Regions from separate parts of the Mus musculus genome. Here region 2 is linked to region 1. A link is a loop called in an ENCODE intact Hi-C map of the cell type or tissue named here. Cell type or tissue: gastrocnemius. All regions are shown on one strand. Each heading gives the region's core, and the rest is flanking DNA. Links, peaks and the distances in the headings are about the cores only.

Region 1 (10,130 bases), core at 1,471-9,470:
CAGGAAAAGCATCGGACATGTTGTGGCTTTGGGATATGAATGGCTCATGCGGGCCATGCTTCTCTCTGACTCATGGCTTTGAGAAACATATCTGGTCACCTCTGAGGATAGAAAAATCCAAATGTAATGGATGAGTCTGAGAAACAAAACAAACAGAAAGAGCATGAAGTTGAAGGCGAGCCACCTGTCTTGACATGGGGCGAGGGGATATTCCTCTGCTCTTTGGGGACACCTTCAGCTCCCACATTCACAGGGCCATAAAGCCTGAAGCACTGTCCTCTCTGAAGTCATCTTGGAGGATTAATGGAAAAAATATACATTTTTCTAGAACCTTCTCCCATACCTGGGTGCCTAGAAATCCTGGGGGTAGTTGGGTGGATTGGTGTGACTGAACCCTAACTTGTTCTAGCAGGTTCCCCCCACAGTTAACTGTCTAAGTGACCTGGGAGAGCTCCTGAGAGTTGGGGTCCCCCTTTCTTCTTTGTGGAGTGGAGGTTCCTTGGTGGAGAGCGGGTACCATGCCTGGCCTAGTAACTGTGGCCCTCGCCATGCCCCGGAGTTGACTAGGTGAGATTAATAGAGACAGTGAGAGCTGTCAGAGTTTGGTCCAAGGCAGTCCTGCTCGCTTGCCGTTTAAAACTGAAAGACAAAACAAAACGCTGAGAGATGCCCAGAGAAATGGAGGCTGGATTTGCTGTGTGAACATTAAAGTTCCTTCAGTGTGTGCTGGCGACGGAGGGTGGGAATGGGGTTGTTCCCAAGGTATGAGGCTCTGGCCGTATGGCTGTCAGTCCCCTGACTCACATGCCCCTGGACACAGATGTGCTCATCAACTGTTGAGTGACAGGGGATGATACGTGAGCTCTTTGTCATGGTGGGAAGGGAAGGGGACAAGGGTCTGACCTCTGACCTCTGTTCTCAGGGCTTTCCTCCAAGCCAGTCTGGTCATAATCAATCAGTGCTTATCGCATCGGATAAAGGGACGGCTAACAGGGGTGGCTGGCCTTGGCCTCTGTGGCAAGTTCTTGCCCAGCTTTCTTTTTCTTTTTCGTTTTCATTTTCTCTCTGACCCTGGCAGTATGTCACAAAGTCCAGATGATAACTGGGGCGAGGCCATAAAGACAGGGTGAGTCTCAGGCAAATGCTTGGTGAGGACACCGGCTGGGGAGCACTGGGGACAGTCTTACTCCAGGGTCTGTGCCTCACCAGTCTCCTATCCTGGGGTATGCAGAGACCTCTTTTCTGCCCAGCTAATTCCTGTGACCCCCCCTCCCCACCGCTACCATCAGCCTGTCTGTGGACTCATGCCAATCCCAGGTTGTGTGCCTCTATGTGTGCCTCAGACTGTGGTCTGAGCAGGAGCCTTAGGAGGCCAGCCTGGTAGTGTGGCCTGGAGGATGCCAAGGGCAGCAGCGCCCTCTGCTGGTCACTCCGGCTCTCCTCTTCCCCAAGTTTCCTCAGCTGCCTGGCTGTCTGGCTGTCTTAACCTTGGATGTGCAGCCTCTGGGGCCTGTGGAGAAAGTCCAGGAGACAGGTCTGTCAAAGAAATGACCCCAGAGTTGTGATCTTGGGTATCTTTTCCCAGGAAACCTCACAGGGTCACTGGGACTTGCCACCTCCATGTCGAGTGGGTGGTCCTACAGTTGGGGCAGTGATGCCACAGGTAGTAGCTTTCAATACATACAGTGCGGGGCAGAAAGCCACTCAACCCATGTTCCTCCTGCTCCCAGCGGGAACAGCAGCACCAGGCACCTGCCACTGGGCTGTGACCAGACTGCTTATATTGTGTTTTTTTTTCCTTTAATCTACAGAAATGCAACTTAGTATCACTCATGTGACCACATGTCATGGGATCTGGAAGAGAGAAGAGACAGACCCGTGTGCTGGGAGACATGGGGGAAGGCTTGGGGGGCTTCGACTTTAATCTGGTCGTCTGTGGTGGAGACAGAAAGGGATTCTGGCTGATGCCACCTGTTCCTCTGGTTCTCTCTTTGGTGCTGTTGCTACCTACTGTGCACAGAGGACACTGTGCCTACCTACTGTGCACAGAAGACACTTGCTATCTATTGTGTGCAGAGGACATGTTGCCACCTACTGTGCGCATAGGACACTGTGCTACCTACTGTGCATAGAGGACACTATGCTATCTACTGTGCTCAGAGGACACTGTTGCCACCTACTGTGTGCAGAGGTCACTGTTGCCACCTACAGTGCGCAGAGGATGCTGTGGCTACCTACTGTGTACAGAGGACACTATTGCTACCTACTGTGTGCAGAGGACACTGTTGCTATGGACTGTGCAGAGGACACTGTGGCTACCTACTATGTGCTGAGCCATGCTTAGAATCTGCATTTTTTTTTGTTTGTTTTTGTTTTGGCTCCTGTGTCACACTTCAGCACGAAGCACAGAGATTCACGTGTGAGGGACGCAGCACACATGTGACAGATGGCAAATGTCCCAGGGACCTTCCTTCTGTCCCACAGAGAGGTGCAACCCTCCACCCTGCACCCTGCCTGCCTCTCACCCACCCGGGCCGGCTGGCAGGAAAGTCCCTGCTGGTTTCTTTTTCTTGCCACTGAAGGAGGCAACAGGTGTGCTTTTCTGAAACTCATGGCCCAGTTAATTTTACACAGCAAGCGAGAGGAAAATGACGGTGTGGGGTGGGTGTCACTGGGCACAGTGAGAAGCCTGATTTTACCACTGGACAGATGCCATCAGACTGGGACCAGACAGAGGGACTGGGTCTGTTGCTGGTGGCTGTCAATACAAGAGCCCTTCGATTCTGGTTTCCCATTTTAAGATGAGGGGGTGGACAGAGTGATGCTGGAGGTCTCTCCCAGAATGCACTTGTGTATGTCCACCTCCTGGTCCTCTTCCTTCTCATTTTATGTCCCAGCTGCAGACGACATTCATACCAGAGTATGGAGGTATTTGTTTGTTTTTTTGTGACATGGAGACACACAGCAGGTAATGTGTATTGTAGAGCTCCCAGCATCCTTTGCATCTTCTCTGTCAATTCTACCCCTGGCCCACGTGGGTGCCGTATCTGAACTGTATCCTCTGTGTCTGTCTACTCCTCAATCTCACCTTGCAGGGTCTCTGCTGAGACCTTCCAACTGCTCCATCACCCTCTGAACCCAGGTCCTGAGGAGCCCTTGTTCCTCACAGCCTCCGAAGCTTCGAGGACAGAGCCTCGGCTCAGACCCTGGCCGCCGGCAGAGTGGTGTTTCTCTGTGGTGTGTGTGACATTCACTTTGCGCTGTGTGTGACTGACATTCACCTCTGTGTGTGTGACATGTCTCTCACCTCTTCTCTACTTTCCATCCTTGAGATCACTCTCACAGGCAGCTTCTGCTGGCCAGTGACTGTGTTTCTGGACTGTTCTGCAGTGAAGCAGGAAGATATTCACTGAGCCTGTGAGGCTGTGCCTCGGCACTCACTACCGTAGAGTGCTACAGTTGGTCACTGTGCCTGACACAAGTGCCCTCTTCTTTGCCAACCTCCTTGTGGCCAAGTGTCTGCCATCCCAGCATGCTTCATGACTCCCCGCCTGCCCTTGCCCACTTCCTCTGCTTCTCTCCAAGTCTGAGGCCCGAGACCATGTGTGTGAGGCCTTCCATGAGTGCAGCTGGCACGAAAACAGGAATTACGGTGAGGGGTCCAGGTGTGTTACCATAACCAGCTCTAGAAAAGGGTGGGGTGGCACATATCTTGTGCCTATAGACCTCGCCGTTGAGGGCAGAGTGTGATGTCTAGTCTGGGTAGCCAACCTGACCACATCTGGAATCATCTAGAATTCAAAAATGGAGGGCACACCAGCGAGGGTTTTTCCCTTTTTGGTTAATTTGAAGTAGGAAGATCCACTTCTAATCCAGACCTTGGGGAAGGGCCATAGTTTCTGCTGGAAGCCTGAACGAGAACTCGGGAGAAGGAAGAGTTTGCTCTTTGCCTACTCACTTGCACCTTGTTAGGACGCCCACACTTTCTCTGGCATCAGAGCCCACTTCTCTAGGATTCTGGTGTATAGTGAAGGCCACGAAGACATTCGGCCTCACAGACTGAGCAAGCCACTCAGAGGTCCCCAACGCCCCTCCCCCAACAGCACTGCCTCTGCATCAGCTCCTGCCTCTAGGTTCCTGCCCTGCTTGATGTCCTTCGATGATGAACTGTGATGTGCAAACATAAACTAAACAAACCCTTTCCTACCCAAGTTGCTTTGGTCATGGTGTTACATCACAGCACTGAGACAGGAGGATGCCATCCTGGGCTACACCACTCTTTGTCCTATCTGACCTCCTTTGATTGGTCCTGAAACCCACTGCTAAGGAGCAGGGCTCCCTTGACAAATGTAAAGTCATTATACATCACACACACTGGGCACTAGCAACTCTGCTTCACAGAAAAGAGGGTTTGTGCTTCCCACAAGATCCGCATACAACGGCTCATAGCTGCTTAGCCTGGCAGCAGTCACCGAACTCCAGAAACAACACAGATGTCCATCAAAAAGACACTATGTCCCACTGTGCAGTCGCATGAGGGAATACTATGCAGTCAGGAAAGGGCAATAGCAGCTAAACATGTGGGCTCCACCCAGATCATGCCTGGCTGTCTGGATGTTTGTGCAGATGCTCTGGGAGGCAGGCAGCAGGCAGGGTGTGGCATGCCAGAGGTGTGCTGGGGAAGTCGAGTCCCTGAATGAACACAGCATTGACAAGCAGCCTTGGCAAGGATGCTCTGGGCATCATTATGTAATCTGTATGGAGAAGATGGAGCCATTCCCATCACATCATCCCCATACCCCCATCATCACCCCATCATCACCATCACTTCTATACCACCATCATCCCCATCATCCCCATTACCAACATCATCACCATCATCACCATCACCCCCATCATCACCATCACCACCACCACCACACTCTGGGCTTCTGAGAACACTGACACCCCAGGGAGTTCACTGCCCCATCTGTTTCCTTCCTCTCGCCTCTCACCTCACCCCCAGAGCAAGGCTGTGCCTTCTCAGAGCTCCAGCACCAGCCACCACCCTGGTCTGACCCTAGCTTGAGAGTGTCTTTCCTCAGCCACCAAAGGTCAAAGGCTGATGGAACACCTTCAGCTGCAATTGGTAGAGGCTAGCCCACCTGAAACGAGCCTCCAGAGGGTCTCCAGCTCATAGCGTGGGACATTCCAAGACGGGGCGGGCGTGCTGGGGTCTTAAAATGCAGCAACAGCATGTGTATCTCTTCTACGGACCACTGAGAAAGCGGGCCCCAGCTCTAAGCCTCACCTACAGGCACAAGATTGGTTTGTATGTCACAAACTTGAGAGACAGCAGAGCTTGTGAGTCATATGACAGCCTTCCATTGCCTCGTGCTGAAGACAGACTCAGGTCTAACAATGCTAATGTACAGTGCAGAGGCTGAGGTCTGGGCTCAAATGCCTCTGGGGTGTAACTGCTGTGCCTTCCGGATGAGAACCCTGGGTCACGGAGACTGAGCGCTCCGTGGGGGCACAGTGGATGGTAGCATAGAGCTAGAACCCGGGTGTGTGCTCCCTCCCTCCCCCACTGAACCCCTCTTCTACCTTCAGCTGACCCGTCCTCCCCCCAACCTGAACGAGGGTCTTCTAGGTCTCGGTCGCCGGGGCTCTGGCTCCATCTAGTGAGCAGAGACGGAATTACCAGCATGGCCTCAGACTGCACTGTCGGAGTGAACCCAGCAAACAACCTCAGTGTGTCTAAAATGCCGATGCCAAGGTCCTGCCACAACTATCTTGCTTCAGATGCTCTGACGCGCCATCTGCAAATACACGTCTTAACCTCCAAGGTGGTGGCGCGGTTCTCAGGCCACGGCGGCTCCCCGCAGGTTCCAGTGAGAGAAAGAGCAGTGGATGGGTTAGGGTCTGAAGATTTGTGCTCTTGTGTGACCATGGGCTGGTCTCTCTCCTTTCCTGAGACTCTGTGCTCTCATTTGCACTATTGATGGGTTAGACTAGAAAGTGGGCAGATCCTGGGGACTTGGGAAGGAATGGAACGTAACCAGCTAGTCACCTCCAAACTAGAAGGGACAGGGCTTACAGCGACAAGGCTCACGTAGATGGGAGTTGGAAGCTGCCTGATGTCAAAGGCATTCGTAGGAGTGCGATCCAGCTATGACGCCACAGGCCATGGCCAGTGTGCCCACCAGCTGAGCTCAGAGCAAATGACCACCAAGCTGCGTGTACCCTGTGGGTCTCCTGTGCCAAGTTTCACGCCAGGTGGAGCCAAGTTGGTGCTGCCTGGGAAGAGAGGGGGTGACCTATGGATTGCTTGCAAAGAGAAGCTCCCACGACAGTCCCCCTGGCCACTACCCCACGCTGCAGCCCTGCTTCCTTCTGGCAGCTCAAGGGGTCAGATCTGAGTCACAGGAAGATTGACAAATGGGTGGGCTCCTTGCTGTGGGTTTGGGTGGGAAGGTAGAGGTGGAGGCAAGAGGCTGCTGTGGGCTGAGGTGAGCAAGAGATGGGCTTTCTCATTGGGCACCTTCAGGCTGCCTCTGGGCTCTGCCTTGGTTTCCTTGGTAGCCAGCTGTTGTCAGCAGTGAGAGAAGACAGTGCCAGACCAGGAGTCTCCGGAAACCCCAGTCCTCGCAGCTGGATCCCGAGACTCTATCATGAATCATTTGGCCATTTTGCAGGCGCTTTGCTTCAGATTCTCTTGGAACCTTCCAGGTGTGTATAGGTCTTTCATCTGAGAGGCTCAACCTTGTCTTCCCATCAGAGACTCCTGAGGCAACAGTTTGAAGTGAGGGCTCTGTCTCTTACTGCCCTCGTTGGCACACAGGCCTGGGTGGGCTCTGATCACCTTTCGGGGCAGCAGGAGGGTCCTGTCTGCCTGTGCTACCTAGGGTCTCCTGATGGAGAGAGATAAGCATCTTTCTTTAGAAAGACAGGTCACCATTTGGCCCAGGCGGGACTGCCTGAGTCCTGCTGAGGCTGCCTGGGGTGGGGCTGGGGGCTCATTCATCAGCTGCTGCTTTGACCGGGTAAGGGTCACATATCCTGGGGTTTGGATGGAGGAGGGGACTTTATGGCTCCACTTCCCCCTCAGTCCTCTCAGTGACTCTTAGAGGCCTTATCCATCTGGAAGGGAAAAGGAAAGGACCCTGCCCCTCCAACCTTACAGGCAGCACACAAGATTCTCACTTAACTGTAGGCATTTGGGGGTTCATACTAGCACCTTCCTTTTCACAGGAGAAGACTGAGGCTCAGTGAGTGTGAGTGACTTGTCTGAGGGTAAACAACCAGAAAACAAAGCAGCATCAGATAGACCTGTCCTAGATGTGGAACGGGAGACTGAGCCTGAATTCACAGGAGCCTCCAGGCAGGCTTTCAGATTTCAAACGCCTTGCAGTGCTGCGGCCTCAGATGCCCTCCACCCACTAGCATTCACACAATTGAGGGACCAAGACCTTCAGCCTCAGAGGGTCCTTGACACCCAGCGGTGGCTCTGCAGAACATCTTCTGTGTGTAACTTGTCAGGATAGTGGATTGCTTCCTGGCTCCTGATGTTACTGTGCTCATAAAAAGAGAAAGAACTATAAGAATATGTTCTGGTGGGGTGTGGGGGAAGGGGGTGCCTTGGCTGGCCCATGCCAAGGCATCTCTTCCTCCTGAGGGACCAGGCACATGGTGGTATAATATAGAATAGACTTTATTCAGGCATGGGGAGGGGAGTTAAGAGGGTAGTAGAGGCAGAGAGAGAGAGAGAGAGAGAGAGAGAGAGAGAGAGAGAGAGAGTAGAGAAGTAGAGGCTGGCTGTGGTCAAGTGGGGAGAGGGGGAAGGTGAGTGGGGAGAGAGGGAGAGCAAGGGGCAAGAGGCAAGGAAGAGAAACAGGAGTAAGAGAGTAAGAGGAGGGGGCAAGTGGCCCCTTTTATAGGGCCAGGCCTACTTGGCTGCTGCCAGGTAACCGTGGGGTGAAGTCCAGACAGAATACCAATAGACATGAGGTGTGATGAACGTTTTCTTTGCTAGTTTGGAGTTTGCTGAAGTCTGTTGGGCCTGGAGTGCTTCTGTCTTGGCGAAGGTCCTGGGGAACTGGAGGTGGGAGCGTCAGGCTGCTGGGGGGACAGACTGCTCCACAGACTGACATACACAGTGGTGGATGAACAATGGCGGGCTGTTTCCTGGGTAGTGTCTCCATTTTTCCTGGGGAGAGGATTTCTATTCATGACTGTAGGCTCACCTGTTTCTTTTCCCAGTGTCATCCATTTTGGCTTTGTGTATTTTGATGTTACAGTTGGGTGCTTGCCGCAGACCCTCTGGGTCCCTTTGTCTGCGTGGAACGAGTCTCTGGGTGCAGATGGGCAAGAAGTTGGCGGGAATGACAGACAGATGCACACAGGAGGTTGTGTAGAATCTGAATGTATTTTTTCAGGTCGAGCATCAAACTTTTTATACAGCAGAATAGCAAGAAACCAGACAAGATACAATCCACCGCAATACAAAAGGAATGTATACATCAAAAGAAGGCGGGGACCAGGCCACTGCCACTAAGAAGGGAGCCAGGTGTAAAGCTAGTCTATTGTTAAGCCCACCACCAGGGGTTCTGCACTAGTAGACCTTTTCATGAATACTGCAATACCACAACCCCCCTATTTCCTGGGTCTTCAGAAGAATTCATCAACTTGCTTCTAATATGAAGCTTGCTATACCTGGCTGTAGAGAAGATCCCTGTCTCAGTGGGATTCCCTAGCTCCATTATGGTATTCCCTTGTTTGGGTGAGATTTGCTACTGTCCTTAGTAAATACTTTGCAGACCAGCTCTGAGCTGCTGGCTCTGTCTTTTGTAATGGTTAATTAGTTACTGAATAGGTAACTTCCTTACTGCATTCCTGCTGGATTCCAAGCTCGGCTTTTGGAACCTTGGAACACTGGTGAAGGCTCTGGCTATGTCAGAATTCAATCTTAAAAGGCACTTATAATAAGATAATACTAAAAGAGAGCACGTGGATCCATACACCAGACTAATGTGGGGATAGGGTATGAGTATACGGGTTAATGAGAACGCCAAAGCTCCAGGAGGTGAGTTTCCATGAAACTCTTTGCCTCGTGAGTGCTTCTAGGCTTCTCAGCCTGTCAAGCAGGCTTCACTGGAGTGTGTGGCAGGTGCTCACACATTGAGGACTGCAAGGTCTTTCTGGAAAGGCACCTCTGACCATGGGACATTCTGACTCTGGCCGTTCACTTTGCTTGAAGTCCACCTTGCTGGGGCACAGAGCACCTTCTCTCAGATGGGAAACTCACTTCACCCCAAGTCATTTTCACTGTGTCTGGGTTGTTGTGACTCCTTCTACTGACCATCTCCATGGTGGAGTCTCAGGCCCTGGGGCCCAAGGCTCCGTTGACTCCTTCAGGGCCCCATGACATCCCCTTGTGGCTGGTTTAAGATTTGGGGAGTGCACAGGTTGTGCTTGGGCAGGAAGTGGAGAAAGTGTGGGTAGGGTTGGGGCTCTGCCTTATAGGGAGTCAGCAGTGTGGTCCCCAGGCTATGGGCAGTGCCATGGCCTAAAGCGAAAGCCTGAGAACCCCGAGGCTCTCAAAGGAGAGGATTGGAGGGCCATGGCTCCCCTTCCATTCCCTGGCAGCGCCCTACTCTCCAGGGATCCTTGCTGGGAAAGCTGTCAATGTGACCACTAGGATGAAAAGAGCCCCACCCACAGACTGGAGAATCCCAAAGGTCTTTAGAGGCAACCCAGGAGAGGCAGAAGGCATGAGAGATACCACAGACCGGGCTGTCCATAGAACTCCAGCTACCACAGTCTGGGTTTCCTGGACCAGTGGCTCTGCTGGGGTTAAAGATTTGGCCTTAGTCCCAGCCTGTCTCCCACCCCCACTGCCTCCTCTTGACCTCATCCCAAGCTGCCTAGGGAAGCCAGGGTTTCAGAGGTGTGAGTGTGAGAATTCGCCAGGGCTCTGCTTCCTGTGTGTGGGATGCGTGTGCAAATATATGTGCACCCTGTGTGGGCCCTATTCTCTTCTGCTTAGCTGGGAGCCCCCTCAGACTTCTTTGGATTCCTTGTCATGATTTGTTGTTTTGGCTCTGAGCCTCCAAAGACTCCCTTGTTGGAGGTCTTCTGTCCAGTGAGTG
Region 2 (10,130 bases), core at 1,017-9,016, 120 kb before region 1:
GGAGCAGGAGCTGATGCAGAGGCCATGGAGGGATGTTCCTTACTGGCTTGCTTCCCCTGGCTTGCTCAACTTGCTTGCTTATAGAACCCAGGACTACCAGCCCAGAGATGGCACCACCCACAAGGGGCCCTCCCCCCATTGATCACTAATTGAGAAGATGCCCCACAGCTGGATCTCATGGAGGCATTTCCCCAACTGAAGCTCCTTTCTCTGTGATAACTCCAGCTGTGTCAAGTTGACACAAAACCAGCCAGTACAGGTGGCCTGACATAATCCTGTGTGGTAGCCTACAGAAATTGCCGGGAGTTACTTTAGTTCTTGAAATTGTCACCACTGAATAGAGGTAACTTTGGGGCTGTGCAGAGCAGGCCAGGCTCTAACAGCTGGCCAGGCATGGTGACACTGTCTCCACACCAGCACTTAGAAGGCAGAAGCAAAGCCAGAGTGATGACAGTAAGTTTGGGGACAGTCCGGCTGACAGAGTGTTCTAGGCCAACCAGGGCTACGTAGACCCTGACAACCAAATTGCAGTGAGAAAGCTGGGATGTGGCCGGTAAAGGGATGACTGCCCAGCATGCCTCATGTTCCAACTTCTGCCACAAGCTGGCAGCAGCAGAGCTGCAGCCTGCAGAGCAGTGGCTCTGTGAGTGCCGGCCTGGCCCCTGATGAGGACTTGGAAGATTCAGCCTACTACCTTGTCCCATGTAAGCACCAGAGACCCTGTCTGGAAGGGAAGAGATCCTTGAGCTTGGACGGTGCTCATGCAAGAGGGGGGCCTAGCGAAGCGTAGCTGTGACACGGTGGTCCAAGAAGTCAAGCAGGGCCTGGGCTCTCTGCATGGCTACAGCAAGCCGAGCAGGAGCCATGGTCCCGCTGTGGTTTCTCCATAATCTAGAAAAATCTGTTTTTATTTGTTTTTTTTGAGATTTTCATATTCAACATGGTTTTAATTGGGGTTCAGCAATCCTAGCCTGTGATGAGTCATTCTCGTTGACACAGGGTTTGAGTTGACATCCACTTTTCTTTTTCTTTTTTCTCCTGGGAGCGTATTAATGTCCTTAGTTGTTGGGACAAACATATAATCGTTCTTTTTTTTTGTTTTGTTTTGTTTGCTACAGGGTTTCTCTATGTAGTCCTGGTTGTCCTGGAACTAGCTCTGTACACCAGGCTGGCCTTGAACTCACAGAGCTCTCCCCTGCCTCCACCTTTCTGGTGTCAAAGGCATGTGCCACCATGCCTGGCTTCCAGGTTTTTACTGGGAGCCTTATTGTAGGATTAGTGGTTTGTGGAGGAGACCGGTCATGGGTTTTCATTGAAACTTGTATACTTTTTTTTTTTTTTTTTTTTATTTATTATATGTAAGTACACTGTAGCTGTCTTCAGACGGGCGTCAGGTCATATTACAGATGGTTGTGAGCCACCATGTGGTTGCTGGGATTTGAACTTCGGACCTTCGGAAGAGCAGTCGGGTGCTCTTACCCACTGAGCCATTTCACCAGCCCCGAAACTTGTATACTTGATACTAGTTTTTTGGTTCCATTCTCTCTCTCTCTCTCTTTTGTTGTTGTTGTTACATAAATTCAGGTCACAGTGATGGCTGTTGTTTTCAATGGAGGACTTAAGTCAGAGGGTTGAAGTGTCACGTCTCTCAGGAACTCAGGTCCCCCCCCCCCCCCCCGAGTCAGCTCGGACCTTCTGCCTGGGAGCACAGCTCCGTCGTGAAGATTTCTCACATCCTTCCCTAGGTTTGCAGCTCCTGTCAGAGCCACTGAAAGACATGGAACTTCCCTTTGCTGTGGACCTAAATCAGAGCCAAACCATCCTGCAGAATGCTAGGAAATGTCCTTTTTTTTTTCCAAGATAGTTTATGCTTCCCTGGGACTCATGACAACCCTCTGATATTAGCACCCCAAGTGTTAGCATCCCGGCATGCACCACCACGCCCAGCTCTACTGCACTGTTTTTATGGCAGCATGTCTAGTCCGCATGCGCAGAATGCTGTTTCTCCGTCGGCCAGTGGTGGGCCTTTGGCTGTGCACCTGCCGCTTCTCTGCTCATTCCTGTGCACCCAGGTGCGGCACCTTTCTTTCTGGTCACCTTGTTTCTGGTCACCTTGCACTTTTATATTCTTTGCTTTCCGACTGGGCACCACTTACATTGCCGCCGCTGGCATCTGAGAAGCGGCCACTGCTGAGCACTGGCAGGGGTCGCACTCCATTAGGCCTGGGCTGGTGGGAAGTCACCTTGGACCTCCTCTGAAGCTTCCCCAGGACTGGGGTGGAGGAGTCTTGGGGCCCACACCATGGCATAAAGTCTTCTCCAAAGGGAAGGGTCTCAACAAGCGCAAATGTCCCTACCCCTTCTGGAGCAGTACAGGGCTTGAACCTGGGGCCTCTCATACACGCGCAGGCAAGCATTGGGTTACTGAGCTCCATCTCCAGGCTTTGTGCTTGTTCTTTAAAGAAGAGTGATTTCAGAGCTGGGGAAATGAATCCGTGGTTAGCAACATGTTCTGCTTTTCCAGAGGACCTGAGTCTGGTCCCCAGCACCCACGTCAGATGGCTCCAAATTGCCTGTGTAACTCTAGCTCCAGGGGACCTGATGCTCTCTTCTGGGCTCTGCCGGCACTTGCGCTGCCAGAATCATGCCCCCCATAAACACAGCATTAAAAAGAAATCTTGTGTTTTTGGTTTGTGTTTCCTGAGACAAGGGTTTCTCAGGTGTCATTTTTGTAGACCAGGTTGGCCTTGAACTCATAGAGATCCACCTGCCTCTACCTCCTGAGTTTTGGGATCAAAGGCATGTGCCACCACATCCAACCCTAAACCATCTTTAGCAGTGTAGTGGTTCCTGCTTTTAATCCCAGTACCCAAGAGAGCCAGGTTTTTGAGGGCAGCCTGGTTTACATAGTTTCAGGACTACATCCAGAGAGATCCTGTTACATCGAGAGCATTATTCGTTTAGTATGTACTTTGTATATGTGGGTGGGTACGTGGGTGCTATGTTGAGTGTGCAGCGGTCAGAAGGCAACCTGTGGGTATCAGTTCTCTACTACACAGGGGGTCCAACTCAGGCCGTTCAGGCTCTGCAATGGGAGACTTTCCTGAGGAACCACCTCGCCGGTCCATGCTTACGTCCTTTGTCATTCCCGAGACACACAGCTCTGGCCAAGAAAAGGGCCTAAAGATACCTTTTCAAAGGGTTGTCTTCTGCTCCCGGGCCTCTTCACTGGCCCCTGTCTCCTGAGTTTGGCACCCACCACAGCTGTTTCCATGCACTGTATTCTCAGCTCTGGACAGCAGGGGGCGCTCGGAGATCTAAGCAAACCGTGTAGAGTTGGAGCATCCGAAATCTGAGCCAAGACTGACTGATGTGGGAGTCAACTCAGACTCAACGACGTGGGAGCCTCCCATGTTGGTCTTGTTGGAGCACCTGGGACACTGCCTGGGACATAGGTACTTCATAAGTGCTTAGTAAGGGAAAACATCCAAACCCTATGGGTGGGCCCACCTCGAGGGGGCTTCTAAAATTACTTCATCTTTTTGTTCTTTTGCTTCCCTTCCCCTATGAAGTCAGCACTGAAATCAGCCAGACCTAAATACCTCAGGGTCTCCCTCAGCTGCCCGCTGAGCTAGTGCAGGCTGTGGGCAGCATCTTGCTTTGGGAGGGATATTCTGGGTTCCACTCCTTTCGGAAAACACCTGTGCCAGGTTGATCTAGGCATGGACGAGGTGAGACTTGGGGATGAGCATAGAAAGCAGGTATTCTCATCCTTGAGGAAACTGTTCCTTTAAGAATCCGATGGTTGGGCTGCAGAGATGGCTCAGCGGTTAAGAACACTGACTGCTCTTCCAGAGGTACTGAGTTCAATTCCCAGCAACCACATGGTGGCTCACAACCATCTGTAATGGGATCTAATGCCCTCTTCTGGTGTGTCTGAAGAGAGTGACAGTGTATTCACATACATTAAAAAAAAAAAAAAAAGGGAAGAAAAGAAAAGAAAAATCATCCAATGATTGATAGTCGCTTGGTATGGTGGCAATCCACTGGTCGCTGGCTGCTTGCGCTTTCCAAAATGGAGGATTTTGAACAGAGGGTAAAAATCCAAGGCAGTGAGGTTTCCCTAAGCTTTCCCAGTTTTTGCAGTGAAGTTCCACAGTGTGGTCATTTAACCGTGAGTTTCGACCATCCTTGTGACAACTCAGCTCTGAGTGCTGCATGACGTTTGCTGACACCCATGGGGTCCCGAGGCAATACTGGTAGAATAGGCTCAGCAAACCTGTAACATGCTCACACAGGATGCCCGGCAGGCCCCTGAATTCCTGTGGTTCCTGGTGGAACAGTTTTCATGGTCACTAGAGCCTCCTTAGGAACGGGACACAGGACTCTCAGGACATCTGGAGTTTGCACTGCTGTCACGGTGCAGGTGGTAGTAGGACTACCTGGCAACCAGTGATAAGAGCTCAAAGGTGGATAGTCTGGTGCTGTGGACTGTCAGGTTTCCCCAGTGACCTGAGTCACTGCACACTCACTTCTAGGACTCCCCTGGGAAACTGGCCTCACATAGGTGTGGCCCCTCCATCCCTGAGGTGCTGAACAGGGTCCAAGGGGGCAAACTGACATTAATAAGCCTGTTGGTTTTCCTGGAAATTAGGCAAGTTGGGGGTCACCACCCTACCTAATGGGGAGCCCCAGCCTTTGGACAGGCTGGAAGGGCAGGGGTGCAGAGTTTGTCACCACCTAGCAAGTAGCTGTAATCTAGTGTCTATGCATAGCCTATGATGGTTATATGACTAGCTCTACGCTATCCAGAGCCATCTAGGAGAAAGCCTCCGAGCACACCCATGAGGGATCGTCTTGACAGGGTTAACTGGGTGCGAAGCCTTATCTTAAAAGTGGGCGGCACCATTTCCTAGGCTGGGGCCCTGGACTGAGTTAAGGGAAGACAGTGAACTGAGTGCCGACACTCACCATTTGTTCCTGACCTCGGATGCTGCGTGGCCAACTGCCTCTTGCTCAAGGATGGCTTCCCTGCCGTGAATTATGAGCCCAAATCAACTCTTTCTTAAGCTTGCTTTTTTTTTTTTTTTTCCTCCGAGACAGGGTTTCTCTGTATAGCCCTGGCTGTCCTGGAACTCACTTTGTAGATCAGGCTGGCCTCGAACTCAGAAATCCACCTGCCTCTGCCTCCCAAGTGCTGGGATTAAAGGCATGTGCCATAATTTCTCAGTCACAGGAAAAAAATCACTGACATATGGGAAACTGGCGGTCACATCCCGAGTGAACAGCAGGGGGTGCAAGGACTCCGTGCTAGGCCTGGGTCTCCAGTGGCTCTCCTGCCCCCCTGTACCTCGCCTTCACAAACCCGCTATGCCAAGGTCTGAGCTATTTAATTTTTAAATTTCTTAGAAATTAAAAAAAATTAAATTTAGGGTGGTTTTAAAATTTAAAATGGTTTCAAGTTCTTCAAACTTAAAACCATTTAAAATTACATTTGTTTAATTGTGTTAGTGTATGTACACCACAGCACCTGTGCAGAGGTCCCAGATCAGTTTGTGAAAGTTGACCCTCTCCTAGCATGTGGGTCTCTGAGGACAAGCTGTGGTTCCCAGACCAGGCCTTACCTGCTGCGTGTTCTCCCTGGCCACATCTGTGAGTCCTCTGCTTGATCTGGACAATCCCTGGGAATTGTGTATCTTCCTTGATACTGCTGTAGTTTTTAAGGAGAAATAATTACTTCTACAGATGACCCAGAGCCACCCCAAGGAAGGGACATAGGCATCTCCATCTACAGGAACACTGACCTGTCCCCCACACGGGGAGGGGGGACTGCTGGCCTCCCTGCAGTCATTTCTTTAAGTGTGCTATAACTCTGCCCAAGAGAGGATGAGATGCTTACCCTCAGGCCACGGGCCAGCATTGCCAGGCCACGGGCCAGCATCACCAGGCCATGGGCCAGCATTGCCAGCCGCTTTAGACATTTCAGCTTACCTCTGACCACGTGCTGCCATCTGTCCCAGCTGTTTCCGCCTCTCTTTGCAGCAAGCTGCCCTGAGGAACGAGGAAATGGAAACTCAGGGAGGTTGGCCAGTGTGTGGATGGGTAACGTGGGGCTTGCGGTGAAGAGCGAGGCCTGGGTCAGAGGCTTTGCTTCTTGTCTTGATGTCCTTTGGCTCTGGACACAGAGTTGCTGAGGTGTGGTCTCACTTCAGGTCCACTTCAAAGGTGCTTGCACTGGGGCCAGCTGGTGTGGGGACTCCTCTGCTTTAACAACTCGAAGAACAAAGTAATACCTGGGTAATGTATTTTTGAGCACCTACTATGTGCAAGGCACTATGAACATAAAAGGATAGAATATGTGGGGTACAGCTCCCACTGAGGAACCCAAGCTCTAGAGGGGACTCTAAGTTTTATCCTCACCACCACCACAACCGCCACTGTCACTTCAAACACTATTGTTATCAATACCAACTGTCATCAGAATCATCACTGCCATTACCATCAGCACCGCCATAGCATGGCTTACGCCACCATAATCACCACTACCATGGTCACCATCTCTATCATTGTATTCACTCGAATTTTTCGAATCACCATCAATAACTGTTACCACGAATGTGGCTATAACCATCACTGCCTTCCCCCTGCACAAGCTAGCGCCTGGTCCTTCCATTTGTGTAAGATGTCCATGCATCCCCCTCCTCCTCCTCCTCCTCGTCCTCCTCTTCCTCCTCCTCCTCCTCCTCCTTTAATGTAGCTTAATGGGGCTGATAACTTGCCCCCTTTATTTTATTTTTAAAAGATTTTATTTATTTATTTTATGCATATGAGTACACTGTAGCTGTACAGGTGGTTGTGAGCCATCATGTGGTTGTTGGGAATTGAACTCAGGACCTCTAGAAGAGCAGTCAGTGCTCTTACCCGCTGAGCCATCTCTCCAGCCCCGCATGCTTCCTTCTATCCATGTTACCAATTATGCCACGTGCTTCTTACTCCGGGCATAGTGGGCAGGAAGCATAGTTCTGGTAGAAGTGGGTGGCTTCTATATGCTGGTTGTCAAGTAGACAAGAAAGTCCTGGTGGGAGCAATCCCTGATCTGCCATCTCTACAGCCTGGCTCTGATCATCCTTAAAGAGTAGCCTGAAGTTCACAGCATGGGCTCAGGTCAGACTGAAGCCTCACACGCATGAGCCGTGGAAGCTGGTTTAGTCAGAGATGGCTAGGAACTGGCTTCTCTGCTGGCCACCGAGACTAGCCACTGTTCTGGTGGCAGAGAGTGCCACCGTCTGGAGCTGACCACATGCAGTTAGAGGGTGTGGCCCCTGGGGATTTTAATGCTGGGTTTTGTGTGTGGAGACTTGTGGCTCCTGACAGCTTGACTCCCGGTGTCACTCCCGGGTTGCCATCCATGTGCTGACTGGGCTGGGCTGGAGGGCTGGGGAGCATGGCATGTGTTTTTTCCCCTTTAAAGGACCTTGAGGAGAGTTTGGAGGAGGACGTCTTTTCAGATTGGGGTCACCTAGGAAGTGGAGTCATGAGGCCCAGAGGACTTTCCCAGCCTTCATGGCCGGTACTTCCTCAAATGTCCCTGTGGCCTTTTCAGAAAACCCCAGGTTGGGAGGCTGGGGTATGAGGAGTGGAGTGAGGACTGTGGAGGAAGGAGTTCCATGTTGGGATGTTGGGGTTCTTGGCCTTGCACTCGTGTTGGGGTGCCTGGTTTACATCATCTGGTCAGAGCCAGGCTCAACGTGCTGGCTAGTTTCATGTCAGCTTGATACAAGCTAGAGCCATCTGGGAAGAGGGAATCTCAAGGGAGAAAATACTCCAGACCAGACCGACCTATAGGCAAGCCTGTGGGGTATTTTCTTAGTGACTGTTGTGGGAGGGAGGGCCCAGCCCATTGTGGGCAGTGCTGTTTCTGGGCAGGTGGTCCTGGGCGCTCTAACAGGCAGAGCAAGTCTGGAGGCAGCATCCTTCCATAGCCTTTGCACCGATGCGGCCTCCAATTCCCACCTTAAATTCCTGCCCTGATTGCCCCATGAACCTGGGACTCGAGAACTGAAATAAAGCCTTTCTTCCTTAGCTGCTTTTGGTTATGATGTTTTTTAGCGGTAGGAATCCTCAGGAAGACAGCAGAACTGATGTGTGTGTGTGTCTCCTTGGAGTTTTGTTTAGCAATGACCTGGGTTGGGGTGAGGGTTCAAAGTGAAGTTTCCTCCTCTCACACTCGTGTAGTCTGAGGTCCAGGTGGGTGGAGCAGGCTCGTCCAACTTCTGGTGTTTCATTTTAGTCTCTCCTATCTGCCTTGTGTCTGTCACATCTCCTCAACGATGCCTTATAAGGACAGCCGTCAATACAATCAAGGGCCATTTTCATCTGGAGTCGTCTCATTGGGATCCTGCTTGCACACAAGGTCACACCCACGGTGTTAGGAGCCCAGCCCTCAGTAGATGGCGCTGCTTCCCGAAGCTCACCTCTGCAGCAGGGGCGCAGCTGGCCTTGCCCGGGACTGGGACTGGTCACAATCTCAGCACCTGTGCACGAGCCCCTCCCCCCCCTTTTTATTTAAAGACAAGTTCTCATTTATAGCACTGGCTTCATGGTACTTGCTGTGGGACTCAGGCTGGCCTCAAACTCATAGCAATTCTCCTGCCTCATCTCCCAGGCGCTGGAGTTAGAGATGTGTGGCACCACATCTTGAATGTGCCTTGGGAGTTTGTCTTCCTGGACACAGGAGGCACATTTTGTCCCACTTTGTTCCCAAACCCATTTCTCAGAGCACCGCTGGGCCTTCTTGTGGCCAGCCATGCACCCCTTGCTCACTGCTGGTGTGCAGGTGACTCGTTATCTCTGGCCTAAGCCCACTGGCCATCCCTATTCACACAGACTCCACATGGCCACTCCAGCTCCCAGGACTTCTGCTAGAGGCTGGGCGACGGTTCCAGCTGCAGGCAGAGCAAGGAGGGTGTGTCTGGGCTTACTGCAGGGCAGAGGGCCCCATATTCAGAGTTAGACTGTGGCTTTTGCACTCCTGGACCTCACAGACCCCACCCTGCTGGCTGCCAGCTATCCCTGTGTCTTGTCACTGATAGCCAGCCAATTCATTTTCTCTTTTTCTCACTCAAGCGGGCTAAAGTTGGGTTTATTATTATTATTATTATTATTATTATTATTATTATTATTAAGACAGGGTCTCTTAGGACCCCTGCTGGCCTTGAGTGCAGTATTCAGTAGGGATGACCGTTAACCCCCAACTCTGCTTCCTCCACCTCCTCCTGAGAGCCCAGATCCCAGCTGTGTGACACCTGAGTTTTGTCTTTTGCATTTTCATTTATAACAGGAGACCAGGCTGGGCATATAGATTCCGGACTTTTGGGACCCTAAAAGCTGAGGATCCACCCCTCCTGAATACACACGGAACTTAAATCCTGGTGTGCAGCAGAGACCTATACCCAGTGGGTCTCTGCCTTAGGCCATTAGGCCTGGAGACTCTACGAATCTCAGGCTGAAACTCAGCTTTAAAACATTCAAAAGTTCCTGCATACCTGTGCAGGGGCTTCCCTGAGTTCACACTGGTCCTGTGCTCCCAGAGCACACAGGCGTGGGGCAGCTGTGCCCCACCTTCAGGGCCAGCCCCTCATGCTTATGAAGCCATGGTTGCTGCCAGGGTTGTGCTGGTAAAGAAGTGTGCTGGCCCCTGGCCACAAGCTCCCACCCCCCAACCTTCGCATACATAGTAATAGAAGCCAGGGCCTAGGCGCCTGGAGGCCAAGCTGTTTCTGCTGAGAGACAGCCCTCTCAGATGTTTATGGAATAAAGATCCTCGCAGACCCAGGGATCAAGACAGGAGGTATTTATTTCAGATGTCAGCAGCCTGGCTTTTCTTCTGGTGCTCGGAAAAACCTGGCAGGTTCCTTTCATGCAGGGTGTGTGTCAAGGTTCTTCTTGTAGAGGGGGAGGGACAGCCACTTGTGGGTTGGCCTAACAGGCCTGGCCCCTGGAAGCTGACTAGAAGGCCCTTGGGAGCCTGAGGCATGACCTACATATAAAGCACAACCACGCCCAGGGCCTTGAAGCAGGGCCTGGCTTTGCTGTTCCGTTGCCTGTGTGCAGTTGCCTGGGTTCTGAGG

What was found. Peaks named below come from ENCODE experiments on the same cell type or tissue, not always from the same donor. Only the 100,000 strongest peaks of a DNase experiment are listed, where the experiment ranks them.
Region 2: a loop joins it to region 1, with 9 times the contacts of the local background. A loop is called at or near these places in 41 of 42 quality-filtered maps.

The regions. Positions count from the first base shown.
Region 1 is chr8:120,795,040-120,805,169 of GRCm38, forward strand. It overlaps Gm33199 (a long non-coding RNA gene), which reads left to right. Exons shown (of 2, transcript XR_388109.3): 2 at 1-335. Among named protein-coding and RNA genes, the nearest start is that of Gm33199, 13 kb to the left of the region's middle. In gastrocnemius, for the core only: a CTCF peak has its summit at 5,662 (motif pointing left); a DNase peak (open chromatin) is centred at 5,662.
Region 2 is chr8:120,675,315-120,685,444 of GRCm38, forward strand. Gm39265 (a long non-coding RNA gene) reads right to left here. Exons shown (of 3, transcript XR_879259.2): 3 at 9,875-10,130. Among named protein-coding and RNA genes, the nearest start is that of Cox4i1, 12 kb to the left of the region's middle. In gastrocnemius, for the core only: CTCF peaks have their summits at 3,296 (motif pointing right), 5,302 (motif pointing right) and 8,452 (motif pointing right); DNase peaks (open chromatin) are centred at 3,305, 5,297, 5,956 and 8,449; H3K27ac peaks cover 731 bases.